Regions from separate parts of the Homo sapiens genome. Here region 2 is linked to region 1. The links are chromatin contacts, found by Hi-C or POLR2A ChIA-PET in ENCODE. All regions are on one chromosome and are shown on one strand. The core of a region is the stretch at or near the end of the contact, and the rest is flanking DNA. Distances in the headings are between cores, read along the strand shown. Region 1 overlaps MBNL2 (muscleblind like splicing regulator 2). Region 2 overlaps MBNL2 (muscleblind like splicing regulator 2).

Region 1 (6,744 bases), core at 3,470-5,969:
GTCATCTCCTGCATGGATCAAACATCTATTTCTATTGTGATCATTATGGCTAAGCTTGCCAGCTGGGTAGGGTTTGATAAAGATTACTACGGTGCACGTTGCAGCTCAACACCCTTTTGATATGTAACAAACTATAATGGGGATACTTGTCATGAATGAAATGAACCAAGTATGGTGTTAAGAACTACATCAACCCAGGCACAAACAAATGATTTTCCAACACATCATAGATACATAATGGTTGCTAGGCAACCAAATATTTCAACGCTGGCACAGGGGAAAACTTCTATTGCTAAGCTGGGATTGGCCACTTTAGCAATTAGTTCTGCTTGGGACTGTCTGTTAGTATCTTTGGTATAGAAAAAAAAAAACTTTAAAAGACAGTCTGAAGACTAATCCCAGGTGTGCACCTATTTGAGCAGCTCTTGAGATGGAAACTTTTATCCCTCAAGGTATGTTTGTATCTTCTTCCTCATATTGAACAAAGATGTGTCTTCCCACAGATCTCATTCATTGGCCCTGTTCTTTACACAGAGCAAGTTACTTCCTCTTCATTGTGCTAACTCTGAACATTTGTAGAGGGCTATCATGTCTTCTCCGAATCTTTCTTTCTCCAGGGTGAACACATCCAGTTCATTCATTTCCATTTTTTCACATACTGCTTACTTTCCCCTCACAATGATACCATAACATTTCAAACTGGCAATAACTGGGTGGTTAATAACTGGGCAGTTGTTGTTTTGTTTATAGTTATAGTTAATGACTTATAGGCTTCTGCATAGTTGGACACTGCAATTAGAATTGTCACAAGAATAAAAAGCCAAAGGGTGTAGGGCAGGTGCTTGATCTTTTTTTATCCTGACTTGGGAAATGTAATCTATGAGTTAACATAGTCTTTGTGCCTTATTTGAACATTTTATGACAAATGGAAACTTTAAGTAAGACCTTCAGGGATAGTTACTAGATTTATACAGTGTAATAACTGTTTCAGAGTAGGTGATATAACTATTTCAAGTAATGTTTTCTAAATTTGGCCATGCAGCTACAGCATTGGAGAGCTTCTAAAGATACAGAACACTGGGATCCATACCCAGACCTACTGACCAGATGCCTCCATAAGTCCCCGAAGGAATATCATTTGGCAGCCACTGATATAGGGTAAATAACATGAAGGTCTGTCTTCCCAGTTAGCTAAATTCTACCTAGCCCGTAATGCTCTCTGCTATGACATTTTTTGGTTGTTCTTGCAGCTAACACTTCCATATTCTTAAAAAGTCTCTTCTGCTAATAACCGGTACACATGGTTTAGTATTTAATTGTAAATTCTGCATGGCTATCTGTCTCCTAGTTAGTTTATAAAATCCCTAAGAACAAGAACTGAGTGTTACATTTCCATGTGTCTTGCAGGGAGTATGGCACAATATTGAACAGAGTCATTCATTAATTGGTGAGGGGTTTTGGAAACAGTAGGAGAAAAAAGAAAATAAAGGAAGGTAGATACAGAAGCGTAAGCTAGAAATAATATAAATATCAGAGAAATATAAGATTTCAAGATTAATTCAAATTAAAAATGAAATTCAATGAAATGAAGCTTACACGAGATGAAAAAGATATAATAAAGTTGAAAATAAAAGAATGAAACAAGATATATCAGGAAAGCATGAAGAAAAAAAAAGCAGGAGTGGTACATTCATGTTAAAGAATAAATTGAAGAAAATTGGGGACTCGGGGGAAAGGATGGGAAGGGGTAAGGGATACAACACTACAAAGTGGGTTCCGTGTATACTGCTCGGGTGATGGGTGCACCAAAATCTCACAAATCACCAGTAAAGAACTTACTCATGTAACCAAATACCACCTGTTCCCCAAAAACCTATGGAAAGAAAAAATTTTAAACAAAAACAAAAATAAAGAATATATTGAAAAAAAGGTTAATTGCATATTGATACACAAGAGCCATAAAAAAGGTACGAGACTCAGGAAATACTAAGCTCAGAACAACACAGTATCATTCTATGAAATGCAAAAATTGTTAGAAATACAAGGAAACATGTGAGGAGTATTAAAATTTCTTGCATCACCATAATTCTCTGGCAGGTCAAGGGGACAAAAATAAATAATTACAGGCACAAAGCACTTGAATTATTTAATGTTTGGATAAATATCTGCACGCTGATATAACCTTGTACCTTAAGAACAGGAAATGCATCTTCTCAAGTGTCATGTACCAGGTACAAACATTGATCATCATCTGCACCAAAAAAATACTTTAGTGCATTTCTAAGGTAAAAACTGTACCTTTTTATTTTAATAATAAAATACTACCACAAACTATTACTAGAATTTCAAAGGAAAAAGAAAAACCAAATTACTTGGATATTTTAGAAGTGGTTGCATAAATAATGACTGAGGCAGTCAAGCAAACTAGAAAATAACAAAAGTGAGAATATTATTTAACAAAAATCTATAAGATACAGCCAAAACTATTTTTTGTAGCAGATTTACAGTCCTAAATACTTCAACGAAAAAAGAATTATGAGAACAGAACTAAATATTCTACTCAGAATTTATGGGCAAAAAGACAAAACAATTAAAAAGAAAGCTGGAGAAAGGAAATAATAAACACAGAAGTAAAAATAATAATAATGATGATGAGATAAAATAATTTGTCCTTTGTAGAACTGGTAGCTAAGATCAAGAACAGGTTCTTCAAATAAAACAGACACACCTCTGGCAAATTTAATTTAAAAAATAAAAGGAAAACAAATAATTTATAAATTATCTATGTAGTCATATTTAGGGAGAAGACTGATAGAGTAAAATAATTTTAAGTGATAAAATTGAAAATCTTGGTGAAATAAATAATTCCCTGAGAAAAATGTAAATCAAGATGAACTTAATGGAAGAAATCCTACAGGAAAATAAAGAAGAAATTGTACTATGTATCAAGAAGTACAGTTACTTCAAGTGAAGATTTTAGAAGTTTTGGAAGGACCTGGGGCTCACCGAGAGAGGAATTTGGATATCGACAACACTTTCTACAATTTAATTAAAGAAGTGGGCTTAAACTTCATGTAAAAATGAGCTAGATTTTTATTTAGAATTGAAATTGGAAATAAAAAATAATTCTAAAAAACAAATGATCAAATAGAACTTTCTGTTTAAAATGGCAAAGAAAAAGTTAAGGAGACTGGAGCCAATCTCAAGACGAACCAAGATAAATCTATTAGTGACGGGAGCTTCAATTACACAGGATATGTTTAGTAGGATTTTCTACAGAAGCAGTCCAAGGGAAGTCTGCTCAGATGATAAACCGAGTTCTCCCCAAGCTTTGGGTTTACACCCAGCTCCTGAGTGACTATGGCAAGAATGGCCTTAGAGAACATGAAGGGTAAAATTACCAGCAGTGCAAATGGGGCCAGGAGAGATGCCTTCGTAAGAGGAAAGGGTCGTTCCCTCTTCGAGCAATCACTTTTTTTTTTTTTTTTTTTTTTGAGATGGAGTCTGGCTCTGTTGCCCAGGCTGGAGTGCAGTGGCGCGATCTCGGCTCACTTCAAGCTCCGCGTCCCGGGTTCACGCCGTTCTCCTGCCTCAGCCTCACGAGTAGCTGGGACTACAGGCGCCCGCCATCACACCCGGCTAGTTTTTTTGTATTTTTTAGTAGAGATGGGGTTTCACCGTGTCCAGGATGGTCTCGATTTCCTGACCTCCTTATCCGCCCACCTCGGCCTCCCGAAGTGCTGGGATTACAGGCGTGAGCCACCGCACCCAGCCCACTTTTTTTTTTTTTTTTTGAGACGGAGACGGAGTCTCGCTCTGTTGCCCAGGCTGGAGTGCAATGGCATGATCTCAGCTCACTGCAACCTCCGCCTCCCAGGTTCAAGCGATTCTCCTGCCTCAGCCTCCTGAGTAGCTGGGATTACAGGTGCATGCCACCATGCCCAGCTAATTTTTGTATTTTTAGCAGAGAAGGGTTTTCACCATGTTGGCTGGGCTGGCCTCGAACTCCTGACCTCAAGTGATCCGCCCACCTCGGCTTCCCAAATTGCTGGGATTATAGGCGTGAGCCACCGCGCCCGACCCAAGCAATCACTCTTGATGCCACAAAGGTAAAGAGCAAATGGAGATGGGATGTGTATTACTTGATCTTTTTAATAACCTGTCGTGACACATCAGCTTTTCTAATATTAATAATTCTACCTGAGGTGGGCGGATCACGAGGTCAGGGGATTGAGACCATCCTGGCTAACACGGTGAAACCCGGTCTCTACTAAAAATACAAAAAATTAGCTGAGTGTGGTGGCACATGCCTGTAGTCCCAACTACTCGGGAGGCTGAGGCAGGAGAATCGCTTGAACCCGGGAGGCAGAGGGTACAGTGAGCCAAGACTGCACCACTGCACTCCAGCCTGGGCAACAGAGTGAGACTCTGTCTCAAAATAATAATAATAATAATAATTCTACCTCAAAACATATTGTAAATCCACACATCTACCTACCTCTGCCCCCTCCACCCCAGCCGGGTGGCATTGCTAGTAATGTGAGTGATGCAGAGGCTTTTTTTAACCAACCACCTGGCCCTTCCTCCTCCTACCATCCCTCCTCCAGGCTGACTGGCCTTCCCATAAGACAGATCAGAGCCTGTCATCCCTGTACTCAAATCTTAGTGCTGAGCATAACATTCAAACACCTACACAGTTTCTGTCTTACTCATGATGTCAGGCCTCTTGTTTCCAGGAATTGGCAAAACGCATTCATCTCCAGCCAGGCTTAGAGCTTTTTCCCCTGCATCTGGGAAGCCTTCCTCTCTTCTCCTTCAGGCCTCAGCTCAGAAAGCAACTCCTTGGAGAACACATCACAAGCCACCCTTTCTGCAAAAGTCTTCCCCCATCACAATGTTTTCTATCAGAGTACCTTGCTCCATTTCCTTTCTAGTAATTCTCATAGTAGGTAAATAAATAATTGTTGGGTGGGAAAGGAGGGCTGTTTCTTTCTTTTTTTTTTTTTTTTTTTGAGACGGAGTCTCGCTCTGTCGCCCAGGCCAGACTGCGGACTGCAGTGGCGCAATCTCGGCTCACTGCAAGCTCCGCTTCCCGGGTTCACGCCGTTCTCCTGCCTCAGCCTCCCGAGTAGCTGGGACTACAGGCGCCCGCCACCGCGCCCGGCTAATTTTTTGTATTTTTAGTAGAGACGGGGTTTCACCTTGTTAGCCAGGATGGTCTTGATCTCCTGACCTCATGATCCACCCGCCTCGACCTCCCAAAGTGCTGGGATTACAGGCGTGAGCCACCGCGCCCGGCCAAGGAGGGCTGTTTCTGCTGATTTTTTTTTGTCACTTCCCACTAGAATGAAAATCCCACGAGGTCAAGAAATTTGTCTCCTTTCTAACATGCTGTATTTCCAGCGGTGTGCCCACTGCCTGTCATACTGGGGCATTCCAAATTTCATAAATAAATCACACTTTTCAGAAATTGTGATTATTTTATTAGTTTGTTTACTTTTGCTAAAGAGTAAACCGAGGTACAATAAAAATTTAATGGGCTTATTTGAGCAAATAGTGATTCAAGAATTGGGTGGCTCCAAACCAGAACTGGTTTGGGAACTCCATGAGGGATTGCAATGGGGAGACTTTTATAGGAGAAACATGGAAGTAATGCAGAGAAAATATTTGACTGATTGCAGTTATACAGTTACCTTATTTCATCTATCCTGTTGGAAATTCCCTAGTTACATAATTACACATTTGTTTGTTACTTCTGATTAGTTGGAGTTTAAGTTGTATTCTTCTTTAATATAGGCATTTACAAGAAATTGCTCAAGTTAAGTTTTGCTTATGTTTGCAAATCAAGCTAGGTTCAGGTCACATCTGAGGTCTTGCTGGCTATGTCTGCTTATAGTTTCTTCAGGCCTGGTCTCCATTTTAATTTACTTTACCACTGTGTTGGAATACTGTTGATTACCCCATTGGGCTGCAAGGTCCACGAAAGCAAGGTCCTCGCCTCTCCTTTGGTCACCAAACATAGTGCTTGGCACTAAATAGTGGCTCAATGATTATTTGTAAAATAAATAAATGAATAAAGAGATTTAAAGTTCCCTAGAAAGTGAAATGTCTTTCTCCTTGACTTTACATACCACTCAGAAGATTCTGGACCTACTAGAATTCTTCATTAAGAATTTTGTTTTCCTGGTATTTTCCAGCTATCCCAACTTCTGTTAACAACCGAAAGTTAGCAGGAATGGGGGAAAGGCCATATGATTTAAATGCCTCCAATGAGGGCTGCTACTGATTAATTTTAGATCCCAAGCATCTGGGTCAATGCCTAGTTTCATGGCAGGTATGCAAATGATTATTTTAGTGTCATTATTAATGATTTTACTAAGAGCTGGGAGCACTTGAAATGTTCCTCCAAATGAGATTTGAGATGTAGACCAGATGGTCATTTTTTAAGAGCATCTATATATTCTATTCTACTTTTCAACACATAAGTTTTTATATTAAGATTGATTACTAATGTACCTAAGCACCCACATCAGTATTCAGTAAAAAATTAGACGCATTATGTATTTTTTAAGAATAAGAAATGCTCCATTGAGATGATAATAATCTAAATGAAATATAATCATCCCTGAAGTTGAATCTAGCCATTCTGTTTTGCTTTAACTAGGTTAAGGCCTCTAAGTCATTTTCTTTTTCTCCTTCCCCTGGCAATATATCATGTTCTACAGAGCTTAATATTGTGTGGGT
Region 2 (6,490 bases), core at 1,053-3,552, 48 kb before region 1:
GCAGTTATCAGACAGGCAGGAAAGCCTATTTTCAAAGTGGCTAGAAGGGGTGGTTCTAATGGTCTTAGAGGGGTCCTGGCTCAGTACTCCCACAAGATGCTGTTAGATCTCTATGGCTCAGACGTAAAATCCACTTTGGGAGAAAGTTGCAATATGAGGTCTGAATGTGGGAAATAGATGGCAGTTAGAATTTTTTTCTTCCTCTACTGTCAACAAATGTTTATATGTGTATGTTACTCACTGAGTCATAATTATAGAAAGTTATGATTTTCAGTAACTGTAGCTTTTATAATTTAGTACTACTGGAGAAAAAGCCAAGTGATTTAAATGGTTTACGGACTATGTAATGTTAGGATTTTTAAAAAGAATCAATTCTGAAAGGTCATAAATCACAGCACATCAGTGATTCAGTGGACTAGCTCTGTCAGAAATGCCTGGGGGAGATTTTACAAATAGTGATTAAATTCTGACCCAGTAGATCTAGGCTGAGACCTTGATACTTGAATTTTAGAAATTTTACTAAATGATCTGATGCATGGCCAAATTTGGGGAGCATTGTCATATGTGAGGAGTAAAAATAGTATTAAAAAACTTGCACTAAATGTGTAATTTAACCCAGAGACTATCAACGTAAACATTTAGATAAAAGAGCCCTCCCCCATACTGCCATTTTTATTTTCTCTGGAAGCAAATTCTCAACCCTCCCAGCCCACAGATCATTTGATGCTAGATCATTTGAAGCTAGGGTTAGTGTGGTACCATAAATACGGGTTGTACTTTGCTTTGTCGATAGGATTGAGAACCTCAAAACTCATTTCCCAAAACCATTTTGGATATCGACAAATCTATTCCAATTAGGTAACTTTTGTCTTCAAAAATATATGTCACTTGTTCATCTGATTTCATAGTCTAAAATCAATGTCCCAGTATGTTTTATTGATGATGGCAATAACACAGTTCACAGAGAAATAGTAATATTTTAAAGTAAAACCATAGATTTTAGACTCAGAGAGGCCTGAATTCAAACCTAGCACTCTGACACTTACTACTCATTAACCTGGGGAGGAAATTAACCTCCCTGGGCTTTAATTTTCTTATCTGCAATGAGTAAGTGAAACTACTTAGCTGAAAGGGTTGGGCAGAACAAGGCGCTATTGCACTCCCATTTCCCATGGTCAGAACTCAGTAAAAAGCAGCTCTCATTAATACTGTAAAAATCAATGTCCATCAAGGTTTTTTTGGCCTCAAATTATCTAACAGTTCTGCAACAGGGATGTAATGAGCATAGCAGTATAGTAAGGGTATAAAAGTGAGTAAAAATATAGCAACAAATTTCCCTTTCCTTTTGAAATGTGGACTGAAAAAAATATTTTCTGTCACGTGAAACTGAAAGTTGCAAGTTCATAGGCCTTACGAAGACAGACGCAGTTGGATATGTTCCTTTTTGATGTAGCATGTTTTTCATTGAAGTTGATTAGTTAAAAAATACAGTTACGGTGATTTGCAGAGAGGCTCACTCCGTGTTAATATTATTGTGGATAATAATGCTTTACATCTGTGAAAGGTTCTGGTAGTTCTCAAGGCATTCTCACACTTGTCTTCTTTAATCTTCTCAAATCCATGAGAAGCAAGTGCGGCAGCAAGAATTGCTCAGCCTTCCAGGTGAAAACAATTTAGAGGAGAGCCACTAAATGGATAACCCAAGGTCAATGCTGCAAGGCAAAGTCAAGGCAGAACACCCGGGACTCCTGGCTCCTAGTCTGAGGCCATGTCCACTCTTCTGCGATTACTAGATTTTGTTGGTTATTTCTTAAAACAAAAGAGGAAAAACAACGCCCCCCCCGCCCACACACAAATCAGTTGCCCGTATGTTTCTGGAGAGAATGCAGAGAGCGTTTGGTGGAGAGTTGCACAGGAACACGACCCACAGCCAGCCTGGGCCTTCTACAGACAGGAGGTGTGAGGTGTGGGGCCTGCTGCCTTGGAAAAGTGGTTCTCAGATCCTGAATTCAAATTAAACTCCCGAGGTAGAATCTCGGCCAACAACGGATCCCGGTGTCTGAGTTTGGTTCTCAGCTGGCGGCTGAGAAAAGAGAAGGGCAGCACCTTCCAATGATTCTGTTCCTGGAAGCGCACCAACTACAGCTTGGGAGAATTAGCCCTACAGTTTCTGCAGAAGTGCTGTTGCCAGGCTGTCTGAGACAGGATCCATTTGGTCCACGTCATCTCTCAGCTCAAAGCCACAGCTAAAAAGGCCAGAGGACAAGATTCGCGGGAAGCCTTCTTGAAGAAAATCGCTTCTGAAATGCTGGTCTTGCGATTTCCTGCCCCTGTTCTCTACTCCACCTTCCCGTGTTCCTCTCCGCAGTCTTCCATGCCCTGCTTTCCCTCCCAGGACATCAGGTCCAGGTTCAAAGATGACAAACACACCCACACACACTCACACACACAACACACTCATATACACAACACATACTCATACACATTCACAACACACTCCCATACACTCACACACACAACACACTCATATACACAATACATACTCATACACATTCACAGCACACTCCCATACACTCAACACACGTACACTCACACACAACACACTCATATACACACTAGCACACATATATACACTCACTACACACCTGCATGCACACATATACACACTTGCACATATACACTAACTACACATTCATACTTACGTACTCAACACACTCTCACGCAAACATGCACATTCTTTGCTATTTTGTAGCAGCAAGGGGGCTTAGCCAAGGGTAATGGCCAAGTGGCCCGAGGTATTTCATGGCTCAAAAGTGCAGTCAGTAGGCGAGAATGCCGTCGTCCCACTCGTTTAGAATGCGTCTGCTTTAAAGGGTACGTGCCTGGCACTCACGCTAAAAGGCTGACACACGGCGTCTCCTAAGCCTCCTCCCTCTACTGCCAGAAGCAGCTCCGGAGGGCACAAGACTCATGCAAGACTTGTCCCTCGTGGTTCTTCCACCTCCATCCTCCTAAAGGTCGCTCACACTTGCTTCTTTATCTTGAGTGCACATATGAAGGCGGTGCGCGCTCTGGGAAGGGAAGGAGGGAAGAATTCCTGTCCTATTCTATCAGGAATTGGGGAGAGAAAAGCTGCTAGGAGGAATAAATGAAGGGGACTTTTCAAACACTGTGAATTTGAGACAGAAGGGTTGTCAGGGGAGAGAAAGGCTTGAATTTTCATTCCCTTAATAAATATTTATTGGTGCAGACATGGTGCCAGAACACTGTGTACATTGATTGAACTGAAGCCCTAATGAGAAAGAAGAAAACAAACAAAATTACAGTTCATTTGTATGGATAAGCAAAGAAGGAGGAGGGCTCGCTGGTAGAGAATGCTGGGGGTTGCATGTGGGTTACAGGGGTGGACCTGGAGTCCTTATGAATGAGGTGAGTTAATGTGTGAAAAGCACTAAGACATGGACAGGCCAGCAGAGGCAGAGGCTGGGACACACACGAGCTGTGTGTGTTCACCCAGCAATGTAGGCAGGGTCGTGACCAGATCACAGAAGCCATAGGTCATGATCAAGGTCAGAGTTTCGGCTTTGTCCCAGTAAGATGGAAAAGCATGGAGGGGCACATAAGGGAGTGACAGGATGCTATTTATGTTTTAAAAAGATTCCTCTGGTTGTTGTCTGTGGGATATAATGGAGTAAAGCAAGAGTGGATATTGATAGATTAGGAAGTAAATGCTTTTATGATATTTTGATAAAAGGTTGATGGTGGCTTAGATGAGGGAGCTGAGAAACAGGGGAGTGGATGGGGTTCAGGGCAGATATGACAGGACTTGCTGTTGAACTGGATGTCAGTGAGCCACCTATACTCTACTAGGTCACTGATTCATTTCTGAGACTGAATTAATTTGTTTCTAGAGTTGATAATTTTTAAACATGTCACAATTTTTATTCTAATACTTCCAGTGATTTCAGGAAAGAGTCTGCTAGGTTTTGGTTTTCGATTGCCAGTTGATAGTACCATTTATTAAAATGGGAAGAATTTGATTTTGAACGGGTCAAGTTCCTTTAAGAAATTTAAAGGTGAGGCCAGTAGAAAGGTGGATATGTGAGCCTGGGGCTCAGAGGAGAGGTTGGGCTGGATGCATACTTTTGGGGGTCCTCAGTCTATAGATGATTGACAGACACAGGAATGGATGAGACCACAAGGGAGAGGACAGATGGAAAGAAATATCCAGCTCTTGGAACCTCAACATATGGAAGAGGAAAATGGTGGGCAAAGGAGACGGAGGAAGGAGTGTTTAACAAAGGAGAGATTCATCACATGACTTGAGCACCGCTGAGAGGTAGAAGAAATTGTCTTAGTCCATTCTGGCTGCTTATAATAAAATATCATAAGCTGGGTGGCTTACAAACAACTGAATTGAATTTCTCACAGTTTTGGAAGCTGGAACCCCCCAAATCAAGGTGCCCGCAGATTTGATGTCTGATGAGGACCAGCTCCCTGGTTCATAGACAGTGCCTTCTTGCTGTGTCCGCACATGGCAGGAGGGTGAGGGGTCTCTCCCATGTCTTTTCTTATAAGGGCACTGATTCCATTCATGAGGGCTCCACCCTCAGGATCTAGTCGCCTCCCCATAGGCCCTTAGAGGTTAGGACTCAACGTGAATTTTGGTGGGACACAAACATTCAGACCACAGCAACAATAAAGGCAAAAAGTGACCGTTGGTTTGGTAATATGGAGGACACTGGTGAGAGACTGCAGGGGAATGGGTTCAGGAGTGGACAGAAGAAGGAGGGAATGAAGAAATATCCACAGTACTGTAAAGAAGTTTAGTTTATGAGACCTAAAATGGAATGATACTTGACTCTCTTTATCAATTGACTTGTCTTATGCAGTTTTTGCATCTATTAGTTTCCGGTAACTGCTGTAAACAGCTATAAATTACTATAAACCCATTGGCTTAGAATAACACACATTTATCCCTTTATAGTCCTGGAGGCCAGAAGTTCCAAATCGGTTTCACTGGGCCAAAATCAAGGTGTTGGTAGGACTGCCCTCCCTCCAGAGGCTCTAGGGGAGAATCCATTTCTTGACTCTTCCATCTTCTGGTGGTTGCTGGCATTCCTCTGCTGTGGCCACATCAATCCAATCTGCCTCTGTGGTCACACTGCCTTGCTCCTCTTCTGTCAGTGCTAACTCTCCCTCTCTCTTATATGAGCGTCTCTTATAAGGACGCTTGCAACTGCATTCAATCCAGGAGGGTCTCCCCATCTCAAGATTCTTAATTTAATCCCATCTGTCAAGCCCCTGATTCCTTATAAGGTGACATTTATAGGTTCCAGGTACCTCCGAGAGCCATTATTCAGCCACGTATACTCTACTAGGTCACTAATTCATTTCTGAGACTGAATTAATTTGTTTGTAGAGTTGGTAATTTTTAAACATGTCACAGTTTTTATTCTAATACTTCCAGTGATTTAAAAACCTCTATTAAAATATTTAAGTGTAATATTCATTTTTCATAGAGAAATGGTGATTATGAGCTTCTAATTAATATTTGAGACAATAATAACCATAACTTTCAAAAAAAGTTCAACTAATAGTTAACAGCAGGGATGGGATTCTCTCGTTAACACGGCCACCAGTGAGTACCAGGGTCAGTCTTTATTAATTCTAAATAGATAGGATGTGTATGAGTCAAATAAGTGAGACACATAATGTGGTGGTATTATGTTGACTTTGCTGGCTCTAAATTTATTGCTATAGACATTATTTAATATGTATAACTAAATTATTTTAGCATTTAGGTAATTTAATAAAATAGTTTATATGTGAGCATCAATAAAGAGAGAACCATAAATTATACATGTGTGTAGTTTAAACAGAACCACTTAAATGCCTATTTTGGGGATTAAATATATTCAGAACTCTATCTGCGTCTAGTCCTTAATCTGGGCGAATTCTTACTCACCCTTTACAAGAGGCTTATTTGAGACTTCCTCCAGGCAGGCTTTCCTTGTCCAGTCTCGTCATTTCCTGTGCTTGAATCTTACTTTGCCCTTTTCTTGTGTCTGTCTATCCCCAAAACACTGTATCTTATTTATCTTGGAGCCCTCTGCACCTGGCATTTCTTTTACTCTGGGCAGAGCTGGTTCCTGGCTACTCTGTACAGAAGCCTGGAGACAAGCAGAATGGCTGACAACCTGCCGGAATTCTCTACTCTCCTTTGGGCAGGCCCTGCCCTCCACACCCCATCTCACAGGGAACACAACAAGAAAATCAAATTTGCTGGTAGCCATCCCTCCTAATTTAGTAGGTTTCAGTCATGCAGACTTTTCCTACAATAAAGGGATTTTTATACAAAAGCCTTTTGTGCACATACTTTTTAGAAACAAACACATTTCACTCACTGCCTTTCTTTAAAAAAAAAAAAAAGAGCTTGTTTCTGACAAATAATTCACAAATGTAAATGAAACCTACTAAAATTAAATGC

The links. A loop is a pair of places that touch in the nucleus more often than their neighbours do. ChIA-PET counts read pairs that join two places held with the same protein, here RNA polymerase II (POLR2A). Pooled maps may share reads with other maps.
Region 2: a map of transverse colon shows a loop between it and region 1 (5-fold over the local background). The contact joins two enhancer-like sites. A Hi-C loop is called at or near these places in 15 of 168 maps with a recorded cell type or tissue (Caco-2, PC-3, Right ventricle myocardium inferior and 10 more), 1 of 37 single-sample maps with no recorded cell type and 9 of 50 pooled maps. POLR2A ChIA-PET finds 5 or more read pairs at or near these places in 4 of 52 experiments (HCT116, WTC11, activated naive CD4-positive, alpha-beta T cell and 1 more).

What each region holds. Positions count from the first base shown.
Region 1 is chr13:97,288,951-97,295,694 of GRCh38, reverse strand. All of the region lies in intron 2 of MBNL2 (muscleblind like splicing regulator 2), which reads right to left. LOC101927385 (a long non-coding RNA gene) reads left to right here. Exons shown (of 4, transcript XR_001749966.2): 1 at 1-452; 2 at 1,043-1,173. Among named protein-coding and RNA genes, the nearest start is that of MBNL2, 70 kb to the right of the region's middle. RefSeq lists a silencer at 26-320 and an enhancer at 4,746-4,805. Within about 2 kb of position 4,719, at least 3 of the 41 ENCODE cell types and tissues checked have a DNase peak (open chromatin) inside an H3K27ac peak, as active enhancers do.
Region 2 is chr13:97,335,228-97,341,717 of GRCh38, reverse strand. All of the region lies in intron 3 of MBNL2 (muscleblind like splicing regulator 2), which reads right to left. Among named protein-coding and RNA genes, the nearest start is that of RAP2A, 96 kb to the left of the region's middle. Within about 2 kb of position 2,302, at least 18 of the 41 ENCODE cell types and tissues checked have a DNase peak (open chromatin) inside an H3K27ac peak, as active enhancers do.